2 separate regions of the Homo sapiens genome follow, and region 2 is linked to region 1. The links are chromatin loops, found by intact Hi-C in ENCODE. Cell type or tissue: A673. All regions are shown on one strand.

The links. A loop is a pair of places that touch in the nucleus more often than their neighbours do. Peaks named below come from ENCODE experiments on the same cell type or tissue, not always from the same donor. Only the 100,000 strongest peaks of a DNase experiment are listed, where the experiment ranks them.
Region 2: it touches region 1 in a loop (10-fold over the local background); 22 of 110 quality-filtered maps call a loop at or near these places.

The regions. Positions count from the first base shown.
Region 1 is chr3:30,029,496-30,037,495 of GRCh38, forward strand. No RefSeq gene overlaps it. Among named protein-coding and RNA genes, the nearest start is that of RBMS3-AS1, 99 kb to the left of the region's middle. In A673, no CTCF peak of the experiment used is centred here; DNase peaks (open chromatin) are centred at 4,956 and 6,686; H3K27ac peaks cover 6,604 bases.
Region 2 is chr3:30,729,052-30,737,051 of GRCh38, forward strand. All of the region lies in intron 14 of GADL1 (glutamate decarboxylase like 1), which reads right to left. Among named protein-coding and RNA genes, the nearest start is that of TGFBR2, 130 kb to the left of the region's middle. In A673, no CTCF peak of the experiment used is centred here; DNase peaks (open chromatin) are centred at 3,940, 4,330 and 4,830; H3K4me3 peaks cover 1,066 bases; H3K27ac peaks cover 6,025 bases.

The DNA.
Region 1 (8,000 bases):
TATAATCAGCTTTGTATATTTCTCCATATACAAACTAGTTCAAATCATTACTGTAGTAGATTCAAATAAATAAATTTATCATCAAGTAAAAAACATTTCCAGCTTTTTTACCAGAAACACAAAGATTGTTAATTTCAGAGTTAAATCATTAGGAGACATGAGATAAATGGCAAAAGTACTTTAGTGTTTACTGAACATTTAATTAATTCATTTGAATTTATAGTTTTGACTTTGCAAGGCTGAGGTTCTTGAAACATGTTTTCCTTAAACACTAGCTGTTGTGTTCTTAACCTCAGAATCAGACAAACTGAACATTCAGTGCAGCCAACCACACATACAAACACACACATTAAAGCTAAATTTACTCTGTCCCTGTAGCATCCCCAAATGTGTATGAAGAAACCATTCTAGACATTTCTATCAGGGTCCGACCCCGCCCCGTACTAATTTTCAAGCTCTGAGACGAAATGAGAAGGCAACAGTGTGTAATTAGGGAAATCTATGATTTACACATTAATGAGCAAAGAAATGCAACCCACAGAGGGAAGAATGAAATTGTGGCCAGCTAATAAGTGTCTGTACTTATTAAGGCTAAAGAAACAACCTATGAAACAAATCTAAGCCTTTCCTAAACAGTGCAGGATAATTATATTTGGCATGAGTTCCACAGGGAAGATGCAGCTTCAGAAGCTTAAAGAACAGAGAAATGGGAAGAGGAGAGCCAGCTGAAGATATAAGTAAAACATTTTTCAGATATATCACAGATGAGGGAAAGGATAATGGTGAGAAAAAAAGACACTGAAGGCCATGGGGAAAAGGAGGAAAAATGAAATATGCCTTTTTAACCTCAGCCTTCATTCTGGAAGATGATGGGAAAATTTAAATTTCAAAGTCATCCACAAGAACTTGGAGAATAACCTTGATGGAAAATTTCTAGCAGGACTACCGAGATCTTTAATGCCAAAAATCAAAAGAAACAGATGAACAGTCCCTTGAAGAATTTATTCCTCTCCTGATGGTAACTTTGTTAAACACTGACTCTTATACTGGAAATGATGAAACAAATGTTATTTCTGCCTGTGAGAAGTTACAGTGGAGGGAAGAGTCTACAAACAGACATACTCATACACTGCAGCAGTCTATATATGCAAGGCCAGTAAAAACTCTGGGCCTTTTTCTCACTGGGAGCTTTGGGTTCAAACCCCAGATCCTCCATTTACTAAGAAATAAGTGACACCTTGAGGAAGACACTTTATCTTTTAGAATATCTGGTTACTTATCTTCAAAATGGAAATGATAATATGTCTAAGACAAGACTGTTGAGAGAATTAAATATGAGAGAGCCCAACTTGCAAACACATAATATTTATTTTTGTTTACTTTCTATCTGAATTAAAGCATTCTGCAAAGGGCCAAGTTTAAGGATGATGTCATGGACATTCACAATAGTAAATGTGCTTTCCTTACTATTTCCCTTCCTTCTTTTTCTCTATCCCTCCCTTTTTTCCTTTTAACATTACCAAAAATGTCATAATAATGAATACAATTGCTCTACTTGGAGAGCTCAGAGTGGAATAAACAGAATTGTAAATCATTTCAGAGCAATGCAGCAAATTTTGTAGCAAGGTGAATCATAGTTATTGGAGAAGAATTAAGAATGAGACCTCTAATTATGGGCAGAGGGAATGGAAAGTTAAAGCTCATGGTAGTAAAAGTGTCTGGTAAAGGGTTTATAGAGGCAGTGACATCCAAGATAAGTTCAGACGAGATCAGGTGCATTCAGGGTGGCATGGCTATACACCAAGATAAGCTTAGGATGCCCAAATGGACCTAGTTCTAGTTATTATCTTATCCCCAGTTCCTAGCACAGTGCCTGATACATAGTTGAAGGTTAATAAATTATAATTAAATGGATAAATGATGGTGGTGGACAAAGAGTAGATTGGGCTCTCTAGACCAATGATTATAAATCATGGCTGAATATCAGAAGAACCTTAGGAAATTCTAACACTATAGTTTTAGGATGAAGTCCAGGATGATGAATTTTCATAAAGCTCCACAAATAATTTTGTAATGCATGCTCATGTAAGAATCACTGTACTCAAAAGGGAGAATTGCACATGTTGAGAATCAGAGACCCAAGGCTGCTTATTACAGGTAGATCATTAAGAATGCATCAAGAAGTAGCCTAAGGCATTTGGGATAGAATTATCAACAAAGCAAAGGAAGTTCTTCTCTCCCACTTATGAGGGAGGATGGGACCTAAAAATATTTTTTTTCAGTTGATATATAGTAGTTGTACATATTTTGGGGGTACATGTGATATTTTCATGCGTATATACAATAATCATGTATGTAATGATCTAATCAAGGTAACTGGGATATCCATCACTGCAAACATTTATCTTTATGTGGGAACATTACATTCCTTCTAGCTATTTTGAAATATATAACAAATTATGGTTAACTATAATTTTCCTACTTTACTATCAAATACTAGAACTTATTCCTTCTGTCTAATAGTATTTTCATCCCCATTCACTAACTTGTCTTTCTCCTCCCTTCTCCCTTCCCTTTCCAGCCTCTGGTAACCACCGTTCTACTTTCTATGTCCATGAGATCCACTTTTTTAGGCCCCACACCTGAGGGAGAATATGAGATATCTGTCTTTGTATACCTGGCTTATTAAACTTAATGACCTCTAGTTCTATCTATGTTGCTGAGAATGACAAGATTCAATTCTTTTTATGGCTGAATAATATTTTGTTGTGTATATATGACACATTTTCTTTATTTGTTCATTTGTTGATGGACACTTAGGTTGATTCCATATGTTGGCTATTGTGAATTGTGCTGCAATAAACATGAGAATGCAGATCTCTCTTCAATATACAATTTCCTTTCTTTTGGATATATACCCAACAGTGAGATTGCTGGATCATATGGTAATTCTATTTTGTTTTTTTGAGAAGTTTTAATACTGGTTTCCATAATCGCTAGACTCTTTACATTTTGCTAGATGACTGGCCTCACCTGAATCTCCTAAAACCTAGTAACAAGGTCTGGTGTGCAGGTAGTTATATTTGGAGTTGATTCCTAGAAACAGGGCCAGAGAACGTGTAAAAGAAGGAGAAAAAAGGAGTGTGCTATTGAGTTGGCAAACAACATGGGCAACTTCATCTAAACAGACCTTCTGAGGAGCTTCCAAAACAACTTTCAGAATTTCCCACCAGATCATCTCGAAAAAGAAACATTTATCAACTCCAGTACCCACTGAAGGTTGCCCTAGGGTGTACTAACTCCTCTGTACTTCTACGTATGCCAAAAAGAGAAACCCTCAGCCGAAAAGCAAAAGATGTGCTATACACACTTAAGAGTGAGCTGCTAGGAGAGCAAGATGAGTTAAATTTCATATGGAACTAGGCAAAAGCCACAGTGGACATCAGAGATGAAGCTGAGGGGATGGAGGTAAGAGGGATACAGCAGGAATCTGGTACCTTGACCTTCAAGATTTATTTTAATAAATTATCTAAGCTCATTCAACTTATTTGCAGCACATGTTAAGAATTATTACCCCCTCATCAGAGCACATCCTTTAGTTGATGTATGTGTATTTAACCTATTATTTTAGAATTTGGCATAATTATTGGCTGTGTCCTCATCTGAATATATAGAATTTCTCACAACATCCTACTTTACATAGTAGGTAGGTCATCTATAATTGCTTGTTTAGAAAAATTATTTATGAAGATTTTGTTACTCTCTTTTGGCATCACACTACAAAAACATTTTTTTCCAGGTTTCATGATAAGTAATAAAATTACCTCATTCTATAAATGAAGATAATATTATATCTCAATCCACCATAATCAAATAAGCTTAAAGGCACCATTGGAAATACGGATATCTATATATATGGTGTTGCCAAGGAAGGTTGACTGAATGAAGTAGTATTCTGTTCATCTTAGTAAATTCTTCAAAATCCTTCCTCCAAACCTCAGGCTTTCATATGTAGGAACTCACTTTCTCAGTGCCTCAAATTTTATCAGGATCATGAATGCTAATCAGATATAGATAGATGTGTCAGCTTCTTGAATCAAAATCTACATGTATTTTGTTCGCTATGTATAAAGTATCCCCATGGCCTCAACTAAAATGCCTTCTGGGACTCGGCAGGGAATGTGAATAAGTGACATTATAGGAGTGCAGACCCAGTGGGAATTGGACAGTATATGCCCTATTTAAAGGCACCCAATTATTATTATTTCAAAATACTATGTGGCTAAATAAAGTAATGATAATAACAAAAACAATAAACTGTTATTGATGTTATCTAATAGTTGGTAGAAATAAACACTTTATTATTAGTATTATCATTATTATCATCATTATCATTATATTTTCATCTTATGTACTCTACTATTTGATTTATGAAATTTAAATATTATCCTTTGGCTCCCACATGTTATCTATTCAGCAACCAATACATTTATTCAATTTTCCTCTTTCTTCTTTTTTATGTTTATTTCTACTAGATCAGGTCACATAACCTTATGTACTCTTGTTCCTCCCTTGTCTTCAGCTTTGTTGTATTGCTAGATCTTAAAAAAATGTCTAGCCAATGTTTACTTTACTCCTTCTGTTCAGGTTTTTCTTGCCATATCCCCATTGGATGAAGGTCTTCCTTTGGTCCACCCTTCAAGAAAGGGTCTGGAGTATAATATCCCTCAAGTCTTTGAATGTTTAAATTTGCTTTCCTACAGTTTCAATACTTGAAAGACATTTGGCTGGATGTAAAATTGTGAGTCATATATCTTTTCCTTGAATTTACTGAAATTTCTTGTACCACTATTATTTATTTTGCTTATTACTGTCAAGATCCTACTGATCTTATGTTTCATAAGAAATGTGGTCTTTTTGGCACAGCGTGGTGGCTCCTGCTTATAATCCTAGCACTTTGGGAGCTGGGGCAGGAAGATCACTAGAGCTCAGAAATTTGAAACCAGCCTGGGTAACACAGTAGGAAGGAAGGAAGAAAGGAAGGAAGGAAGGAAGGAAGGACAGAGAGAGAGAGAGAAAGAAAGAAAGAAAAGAAAGGAAGGAAGGAAGGAAGGAAGGAAGGAAGGAAGGAAGGAAGGAAGGAAGGAAGGAAGGAAAAGAAAGAAAAGGGAGGGAGGGAGGGAGGGGAAAGAAAAGAAAAGAAAGGAAAGAAAGGGAAGGGAAGGGGAGGGGAGGGAAGGGAAGGGAAGAAAGAGAGAGAAAGAGAGAAAGAAAGAGAGAAAGAAAGAAAGAAAGAGAGAGAGAGAGAGAAATGTGGTCTTTTTATTCTGGAATAACCAATTTTTTTATTTCTATAGCATTAAAGCCTGTCAGTCTGTTCTCTAGGATGTGTCCCAACCTTGATTCTCCAGGAATATTGACCCCTTTCAATAAATAGATTGAGATTTTCTATTTCTGGAAAGTTTTCTTTGATTATAGTTTTAAATAGTTAGTTTTAAACATTAGTTTGTTTCATTGTTTTTCTTGGATCTTCTGCCTATCTTCTGTATCACTTTATCACTCTTTCTTTTTCTCGTCTGCTTCATTCCTCTCCTTAATGTCTTTTCTATTTTAGTTGATACTTCACTACCTAGGTTACTTGTCATTTTGTCTTTTTTTTCCCCTTTTGGAGACAAGGTCTGGCTCTGTCACCCAGGCTGGAGTGCGGTGGCGCGATCTTGGCTCACTGAAACCTCTGCCTCCCTTCAAGCAATTCTTGTGCCTCAGCCTCCCAAGTAGCTGGAACTACTGGCAACCGCCATCACGCCTGGCTAGTTTTTTGTATTTTTAGTGGAGATGGGGTTTTGCCATGTTGGCCAGGCTGGTCTCGAACTCCTGACCTCAAGTGATCCACCCACCTTGGCCTCCCAAACTACTGGGATTACAGGCGTGGACCACTGTGTTCAGCCTTGTCATGTTAGTCTTTATTTCTGAGATAATGTTGAATTTTTCTTCAATTTACTTCCTAGGATTTGTCAACACTCATATCACATCTTCCTATTTTGGCCCATTTCTAGTCTGAATTTTTGTCTAATTTAAGGTCTTTCATATTTACAAGTGTTCGTTTAAAGATATTTAATTTATATCAGAGTACTGTTTTACAAGTTTTCCATTTTATGATTTCACATGCAGGTGACATAATTTTAATTAGCTGAGGAGTTTTGATGTTCATATTCTGTTTTCTTCTTACAGTAGCTTTATATTGTTATTGCTTGCCATTTTCTGTTTGTTTTTAAATGTCCTAAATTTTCCTGGGTGAATAATAGCATGAGTTTCTGTGTTGGGAGTCTGGGATTTAGGTGGTTTATCAGGTTTCTTAGTTCAAGAATGTACTTTTTGGTTGGCACAGTGAAACGCAGGTTGTTAAATGTAGTGTTTGTGAAATAGAAGAGGGCTGTGTGTTTCGATTCTGTAATTTTCATGTTTCTTTTAGACCCTTAATTTATAAACTTGCTTTGTTCTTTCCCTTCACTGCCAAGCCTCCAAGGGAAGACTTTCCCTATTAAGATAGCTCATCTCTTCCAGAAAGCATTACTCTTGCAAGACTAATACTTGTGGTCGTAGGCACATCCAAATCCTTTCCATTTGACCCGCCCTACATTAGTTACCATCTATTGCTGTATAATAGATCATCCTGAATCGGGTGCCTTAAAGCAAGAAACAATTATTATACCACAGTTCCTGTGGGAAAGGAACTTGGAAAGCAGTTTAAGGGGGAGATTTTGGCTCAGGGCCTCTCATGAGGTGGCAATGAGATGTCAGCCAGGGCTGCAGTCACTTAAAGGGTTGACTATGGCTGAGGGATTCTCTTCCAAGCTGTTGGCAGGAGACCTCTGTTCTCTGGATGTTAGCTGGAGATCTCAGTTCCTCTTCATGTAGGCTTCTTCATAGGGTTGCTTGAGTGTCCTCAGAACATGGCAGCTGGCTTCTCCAGAGTGATTACAGAGACAGAGAGAGAAAGAGACAGAGATGATGATGATGATGATGTTAGTTTTTCCCAGTTGCATCTACTTCTTTTCTGTGTAATATGTTTGACTATTCACCCTGGCATGGGCTTCTCAGGTAATTGTACATAAATTGAAGGTTGTAATATGTTTTCTTTCCTTGTAATGCTATAGGCATAGATTGTAATTTTTCTCTCTCTCTTTCTCTCTCTTTTCTAAATGCTCTGTATGGGTTTGGTAAGTAAAGTAGAAACATTTGTATTCAAGCAGCATTATCCTGAGAGAAACTGGATGTCTCCCAGTAAATAATTTTTTGGCTGTCCTCTGTAGGCCAAGACCAATAAATAATTTTTGAACATGTGAATGAATGAATAAATTGATGCAAAATGAAAAGGCTAATTTATTGAATGAAATGACACTGACCATTATGGAGACTGGATTCTTGTGAACATATAATCAGATTCTTTTGTTTCTGGAGAAAATTGGAACCCATATTATAACCACAATGTTCCTGGGTAAGAATAGAATGGGTAAATTGGATTCAGTTGTAAAATTGGAAAGTTTAGTATCATTAGACCTTCTTATGTGACCACAGTGCTGCCATTGGCATGATAGTTGCTTGGCAGGATGGTCTCAAAAGGAAGGTAAAACCAATAACCTGTTCGGTGAGTAAGCCCTTACTTTGTACTCAGGCTTCTCAGAACCATGTTCTACTGTCTCAAAACATGCCTGTATTGGTTGGAAATATTGTCTTTTCATGCACATACATTACAACATGAACAATGGGAACACACACATTCACACTTGTAGATAGGGGCTCATGCACACCTGCCTATTCAGATAGGACCCAGCTCTTTACCTCATGGAGAGAAATCCTGGCAGAATGGAAGCACTCAAACTTTAAAATCAGACCTGGGTTCCATAGGTCACAGTGGGCTCTCTACTTAGAGAACGTGACCAGGATACTACATCTCTCTGGGCCTCAGGTTATGTGTCCAGATCCTTAAGACAATTTTT
Region 2 (8,000 bases), 700 kb after region 1:
TCTCTTATTAAGAGATGTAAATGTGGTAATAAAATTAGGAAGCACATATTTTAAAGATCTATAGCTGACATGAGAAGTACAGGCCCTGATAATCCAGATACACAGATTTTTCTAAAAGTTTAATGTTTGAAGAAACTAGTCTAATTTAAGAACCACATGGGAAAATCAGTCCATTTTCTAATCAGTAGTATGGCCACCAAAGAGCTAGGTTGTAAACTTTTAAAATAGTGAAGTTCATTTTTGATACACTGAGTTAAAATATTAAGAATGCATTTTTACTGTCTTGGAAATACAAGCAAAGTTTTTCCACTTGAATTTTATTTTAACTCTGAAAACTTTTTGAGTGTGTCCTATGTGAATATGTGGAAAGGGAATATAATGAGTTTCTATCCTTGCCTTCTCAGGAAGATGAGACTTACTCCTCCAGAAGGGAGGAGTACATATAGAAAGAACACCAGGCAGAGTGTGCTTTTAAACTCCTTAGGTGAGGGGCATGAATCTGGGTTCCCACGAGTCTCCCTCTCTCGTAATGTGATAATCCCACACCAGCCCAGTTTTTGAACATACCCACATTTTGTCAGCAAGTCAAATGACTTCATCTGACACTCAACACAATCTTGATCTGTTCCAAAGCTGATGAAAAAATTGGGTGTTTTAGACCTCTGAAGATATTATGTGTTGAACTTAACCACAGAGCCTTCTCAAAGGATGTTCAAGGTTAATTTTAACTCAACACTTTTTTTTCCACATGTACTAATTTTAGAATATAAGTCTTGCAAAACATGGACTACACAGTGCTTGCAATAACAAAACAAACACCTATTCAGGAAAATCACATTGCCATTCTAGCAAAAAACTGGAAGTTTCTTACATTATCACAAGATATGAAAAGAAAATATATGAGTGTAAAAGAAAAAATGTAGAAAAGGTGATGTTAGAGGTCAAGTTAGTGAAAAAAGCATGGGCCATCAGGTTCTACAAACTTCTAAATATATGTGACACATTTTATTCTGAGCTTTCTAGAGATTAGAAAAATGTAACTAAACAACAGCCTGCATTCACTTGAAAAGAGTGGCAAATGTCCAGTTGATGCTGGAAGCCAGAAGCTAGGAAGTAACTCTCTACTATGCTTATACATATCTGCTTCAAACCCATGAATTTGTATGCATTGGTTGAGTTTTCTTCCAAATCCATGTATGCAAGTAGTAATTCTAAAATCTAGTAAAAAAATATGTAAAACAAAGATAGATGAGTGCCAAAAAAAGTGATTTTTGTAAAAACTAAGTTGAGTCCTTTGGAAAGAAGAGATAAAGGGGGATGGCTAAACATCATTGTGATCACACTAGGCAAGAGAACTGTAAAAGCTTTTGAGAATCCAGACTGATTCTGCACGGAGATCGCTACACAGGTGTCTGAGTACTTACTTCACCTGAAGAAACCCGAGCTGCATAAGACAGATGATTCCTGAAGAATGTAGTTTATGCAAGAACAGTGGAGGGCCCTCTCATCATCAGACCTCTACTTAAGAAAAGTTTCACTTGTTTATAAAAAGCATTTGGAAATCTTCACTAGGTGGAAAAAACCTTTCCATCAAAAGATGGTAACATAAATGTACACTGATATACAAATATAACATTAAAAATTTAAATATAAAGATACAAATATTAAATGGGAAAATGCTCACATTATGTATGTATCACATTATTTTCTAGAATTATTTGCTTTACCTGACTAATCCTCCTCACCTTAGGTAGGAGGGCTTCTCGTGCATATGTGGATATAAATGGGTCTGCGTGCATAAGCATGTGTGTGTGTGTGTGCCTGTGCATATATGCACATGTTAATATACACACTCACATATAATTTAAACCTCTGACCCACCATATTGTACTGCTTTTAAAATCTCTCTGGCCACAGGGCAATGGAGAACCACGCTTTGACTTAGGTTCATCATAAAAGTACACTTGTTTTTAATTCAAAGAACAAGTGGCTTTCTGAATGCAAACTGTGAGAAAAAGACAACAGTAGTGCCAGTGCTGAATCAAGATTGGGAAGACCTGGTTTACATGGACCAAATGTCTAGCTAGAAGGGCCACAGACTATCAGTTTTAGAGCTTACAGCTTGCGGTTCTGTGGTTCTTGTTTTTGAAATCAAAATTCTCTTCATGTTCCTCTCCTTCGTCCTCCAGGTACCCAGGGTATAACTGGCTCTGGCTTGTAGCCAATTTTAAATGTAAAACAGGCATGCTCTTGGCTCAGGCCTAATTTGCATAGTGTATTCCTGTTTACTTTTCAATACTTCCATTTTTTCTCCCAAAATGGTATTTTATGCCTTATCTTTGGAGAGCATTAGAATTTTGATTCCAGTACATAATATATCTGAGGCTCACATGAGGCAATTATCAAAATGAATCTGTCACGTTTGTATTTCTTGTGAGGAAGCCAGAAATACTTTCTAACGTGAACAAGAAAGGTAAAGGAAGAGGGCACCTCAGATGTTTTAATATAAAGATACTTTGGATGTTTAAATTCTTGCTCTTGTGTAAAGCGCATGACTGTACTTCCATGGGCAAAACGCAGGGAATAAAAACCAAACTTCTAGGACAAATTTTGTTACTGACTTTCTGAGATTATAAAGACATAACTAAATATATGACTCAGAGAACTAGCTAAGCAAGGGTTTAACAGTACAACACATTTTTATTTATGAGTCTATGAACTATAAGATTAATTCCTACAGGCAGTTACTACTAGGTAAAAAAGGAAGGTCTCCCTTGTCTATGAATACTTCGCGGGAAAGAAAGTAATAACATCAAAGCTGATATTCATCAAATCTTTATCACAAACTATTCTGCTGGTAGTAGTAGTTGTTGTTTTTAACAAGTATTTTACCAGTTCTTTACAATTTGCAATGTCCTCTCACTTGTCTGATTCCCATAAATTCAAATTAAAGCTTATTTGAAAGGAATTCATGTTTTGGCAATTTAGGGACCAAGCACGTTCTCACTAACAGTCAGCTTATCACCTTTGCACTTAAAATCAACCATTTTTTATTTATGAAGCTCCAGGCATAATCCAATGCTAGGTAATTTGGATATTCCTTTTTGCTGATCACAGCAGAGACAGTCCTAATCTGACAGGATGGCATGGTCACAGGGGAAGGAAAATATGCATGAACTAAATGTAGGTATCCAGATACCACCCCTAAATGGGGCGCGCATAGAGGAAAGCAATTTGGCAGGAGTGAGATTGCTTTCCAGCTCTCAATTATTTTTCTGCTGTTTTTTCTTCAAATTGTAAATCAAATTCTTTTCTTGTGCCTCAGTGCACTGGTCCCTGCATCTTAAGTGGAGGAAGATTCTGACATTTCTATTTGGATACACGGTGACTTAATGTACACATTTCTGTGGAATTTGTCTCTCCCTACCCCTGAGTTATGTTCCATCAGTGATTTAGTCATTTAAATAGAGTCTCGTTGCACATCGCTGTAGCACCAAATAGGATTTGATATTTAAAAGTTGCTTAAACCCAAGGAAAAATAAAATAAAATGACTTTCTTTCTGACCAAGCAGGGCAATTCGATAAAAAGCTTCTGACCAGGCATCATTATTGCCTTTGATTAAAATAAAATGATAATTTCCATAAAATGACATTTCTTTTTAAGAATTTGTTATATACTCAGTGTTAACAAGAACAGTTTTTCAAAATACAAAGTGTTTTTCAGGGTCGGGCATGGTTGCTCACGCCTGTAATCTCAGTACTTTGGGACGCCAAGGCGGGCAGATCACTTGAGGCCAGGAGTTTGAGACCAGCCTGAGCAAAATGGTGAAATCTGTCTCTACTAAAAATACAAAAATTAGCTGGGTGAGGTGCTGCTTCTTTGTAATCCCAACTACTAGGGAGGCTGCGGCACGGGACGCAGGGGTTGTGGTGAGCCAAGATCACTCCACTGCATTCCAACCCGGGTGATGGAGTGAGACTCTGTCTTAAAAAAAAGTAATAAAATACAAAGTGTTTTTCAAACTATCTGTGGGGAAGGATCAGTTTTATTTTTTTCAATGCATTATAAACTAATACTTTAGTAAAATACAATAAAAATCAATTACTAGCAAAATGAAATAAAAATACAAGCCCAATTTTGTTTATTTTTAAGTTCAATAGTAAAGCTAATCTGTTAAGGTTGCTATAAAAGTTTCTAAATGGAAACTGTGGATTTCCATAAATTTCTTATTGCAGACTGGTGACACAGATGGGTTGGGATTGCTGCTGTGGCTTTCTTCCAGTATAGTTTTTCTGGAACAATCACAAAAACTAATTTGCTTTATACTTTCCTCCCACGTAATCTGGGTTCCCAATGTGTCCCACTTTCTATGTCAACTTGAGGAGAGTTCTGCTGAGTGGGATATTGAAATCTAGTTCATGGAAAAAATTGGCATGAAATGTTCATACTTTGTATCTGGCACCCAAAACTATCACTGAGACTTACATACCTCCCTCCCCTGTAAAGTCATCTCTTTTCTTTTCTTTTCCTTTTCTCCTTCCTTCCTTCCTTCCTTCCTTCCTTCCTTCCTTCCTTCCTTCCTTCCTCCTTCCCTCCCTCCCTCCTTCCCTCTCTCCCTCTCTTGATTGCTTGCTTGCTTTCTCTTCTTTCTTTCTTTTTTTGTAGTTTGGGGTCATCTTAGATTTTCTGAAGCCAGGTGGAGATACACCACGGATCAAGGCAGGGGCCAGAATTCAGGGCATGAACAGCATCAAGGGGAGAGCTTAAGTGGAAGGATTTCAGTCCAAGAGAAGTATTAACATGTCAAGACAATTCAGACTTTGATGGGCTTTCCCCGTGCCTCCCCCTTCTGAGGGGGTGCTCCAATGCAGTGGCTATCTAGAAGGCAGAGTTTTTCCTGTCTCACTGTACTCAGGAGAAATTAGCCACAGTCCTCAAAAGCTGAAGGCTGATTAACCATCTGAGAAAAGCCAACCTAGAGAGTCTTGAATGCCAGCTTCTGCAGATGTGAAAAGTTAGACATGTGAGAAAGCATGAAATTCTTTTATTTGCTTTATTAATTTTTCTGGTATTTATCTCCATAACTAAAGCATTATGGTTGCCAGTGAATTTAAGGTCTTCAGAACCATGTTAGATCACAAAGTCTCACATCGATTTACATCTCTGTTTGCCTTTTAGTTTCAATTTTTGTTTAAGTATATTCTTCAGTGGAAAGTGGATTTCATCTGTTTCTGGTGATGAAAGAGCTCAACAATATGTCTCATACAAATACTTCTTAAAACCTAATGAATATTCTTATCTCTGAACTACATATCTGACCATAAATATGAACTGAATTATTCTGCCTGTAAATATGAACTGGATTTTCCTTTACACGTGCAGCTCACAACATGTAGAGCTGAAATGGGCTTTGGATTCAGCTAAATATATATCCTCTAGTGTGTAACCTCCATGTTAGCCAGGCAGGTTGTTACTAAATGAACAGCTGTTGACAGAAAGCATTTCCTTATCGTCCAAACATATGATAGTGCAAAAAAGAAAGTGGTTGTTTTAGTCTTATATAAAAAAATTTTTGTGGTAATGGTTAGCTTTACATCTTTAAAATGTATTAAACGGATAGTTTCACCAAATAAAAAAAATTGCTAACCCACAATATAGAAGCTTTTCTTTGTATTTCCAAATATGTCTGAGTAATTTGTCTCTTCTCCCAAATGAGACATCTTACATACCAGACATTTGCCCTCCCAACACAGCTTGCTTTTGTCCATAGCCATAAACTGCAGAAATTTTGATTATCTTTCATCATATAGTCAATTTTGCTCCCCATTAAGGAAGAAACCAGTACTTGACAGACAAGTACTTTAGCACCTTCATGTTTCTTAGAGCACCTGACAATGTAAAGAGGGGAAAATAATAGCCTTCTTAGTTTGTGTTCAGGTACCATCTAAATCTCTCTACTTTGTTGTTGTTGTTTTTCTTCCTGATTTAGTCTTAGGTAAAATGATCTGATTTCTCTGTTGTTTCATCAAGTTACACATTTTCCTTCTGGAATAGAAAAATAGCAAGGGTGCTGCCCTTTTTGAAAGCTACTTGATCCATGCAGTAAAGAAAACTAAATCTCCCATTGCATTGTGTAGAAGGGGTCACACTATACAATTTAACCTTCTACGGCAATTGTTTGTTAATGAAAAATTTAGAACATTTTTCTTAAAAATGCCAAATCGAATGAAATCATTCACTCTATTTTCTTCTTCTTCTTTACATTGGTGTTTTGGCTGTATAGTCTTCATGAAAAAAGAAATGTGAATGTTTACAGCAACTTTATTCAAAGCAACACAAATGTACTTCAAGTACAGAATGGATAAACAAAACTGTGGTATACCTATACAATGGAATACTACTCAGCAATTAAAGGGAATAAACTACCAACACAACATAGAAGAATCTCCAATAGATTATGCTAACAGAAAGAAGCCAGACTCAAAGGCTGCCTTCTATATGTTTCCATTTATGTGGCATTCTGGAAATGGCAAAATCAAATGGCTAGAGAAGAGATGAGTGGTTGCCAGGACTTGGGCTGAGGGGAAGGGTTGACTACAAAGGGTCAGTCCTAGGGAATTTTGGTGAGTGATGAACACTGTGTCATGGCGGTGGGTATATAAACACCAGCAGACAATAAATTCTGTTCGAAGCTGGGCCTTTGCACTCTTGGGTGCAAAGGAAGAAGGCATTTTGAACATGGTGGAACTTGAAGCTTTTCTTCCTGGTGGGCTGAGTGGAATAATGGGAACTGCATGGCTCAAAGATTTTGGGGGCTCTACCACACATCAGATTGAACATATTTAAATGTACCCAACATACTTATTAAATATAATTCATATGCAATCATAGAAGATTTCAGTTGAATTGTGATGGACTAAATTAACATAATCTTTCATTATGTTTGTTTTTCAGTTTTCCTTTTACATTTTGGATCCATTTTTAAAACTAGCAAGTATTTTAATGTGGCCCTATTGAATTCCATGCTCTCAATGTTTATTTTGCCTGATGATTAAATAAACAAGCTCTGTTCACACTAGTGTGATCAAATATCTAGTTTGCTCAGGAGACACCCATTTTATACATGTTTTCCTGTAATTATCAATAACACCCCTTTTCATGGCCATAAGTGTCCCAGTTCAGATGATAAACTTTATGGATTAGACCGACCATACACAGACCAACAGACTAGCTTAGACTGACTTGTGACCTAATTCCTGAGATTCTCTGTGACTTTGGGCCAATATTTAACTCCTCTGGGAATCATATTTCTCTTCCATTCAGAGCCGATAATCCTTTGCAGGGTCCTTATGTGGACTAAATGAAATAATGAGAACACAATAAGCATAGTGCTTGGCATACTAGGCACTCACTAATAGGAACTAATATTATTTATTTCTTAAAATAAATTTGTATTTAATCAATTTACACTCCCGCTTGGACTTTTATTACATTATTTCATTATTATCTCTTGAGACATGAACATTTGCAAGTGCTATGAAAAACATGAAATAATTTATTTTCTCCCCGAAGTGTCTAAACTGGATTTAAATATTTATGAGACAGGCTGCAAGTTTGAAGTTTCAGAAATTAAATATTGCAACTCATGTATGCCATTAATCTTCCATTTAAGTTCCAGGATTTTTTCAAACGTTGATAAAGTCAACTTACATTTTTCCTTTACAAAGTAACACAGTCATTGATAATCTTGGCAGATTTTTTGGAGGGAAGTTTTCCACTAAAATTTATTGTGGGCAGGGATGAGTTTTTATTATATTCTAGAAATTTCTATCTGTTGCATAAGTTGTTAGAATACAAAAACATTTTAAAAGTAAAAAAAGTTACTTTTTCTTGGACCCATGAAAAGGCCATGTACTTAAAATTCATGAGCTTATTTCCAGCATTGTGCAGTCTCCTTGTGCTTTCTTGTCACTTATGTCTTTATCAAAGAAAGGTTGAA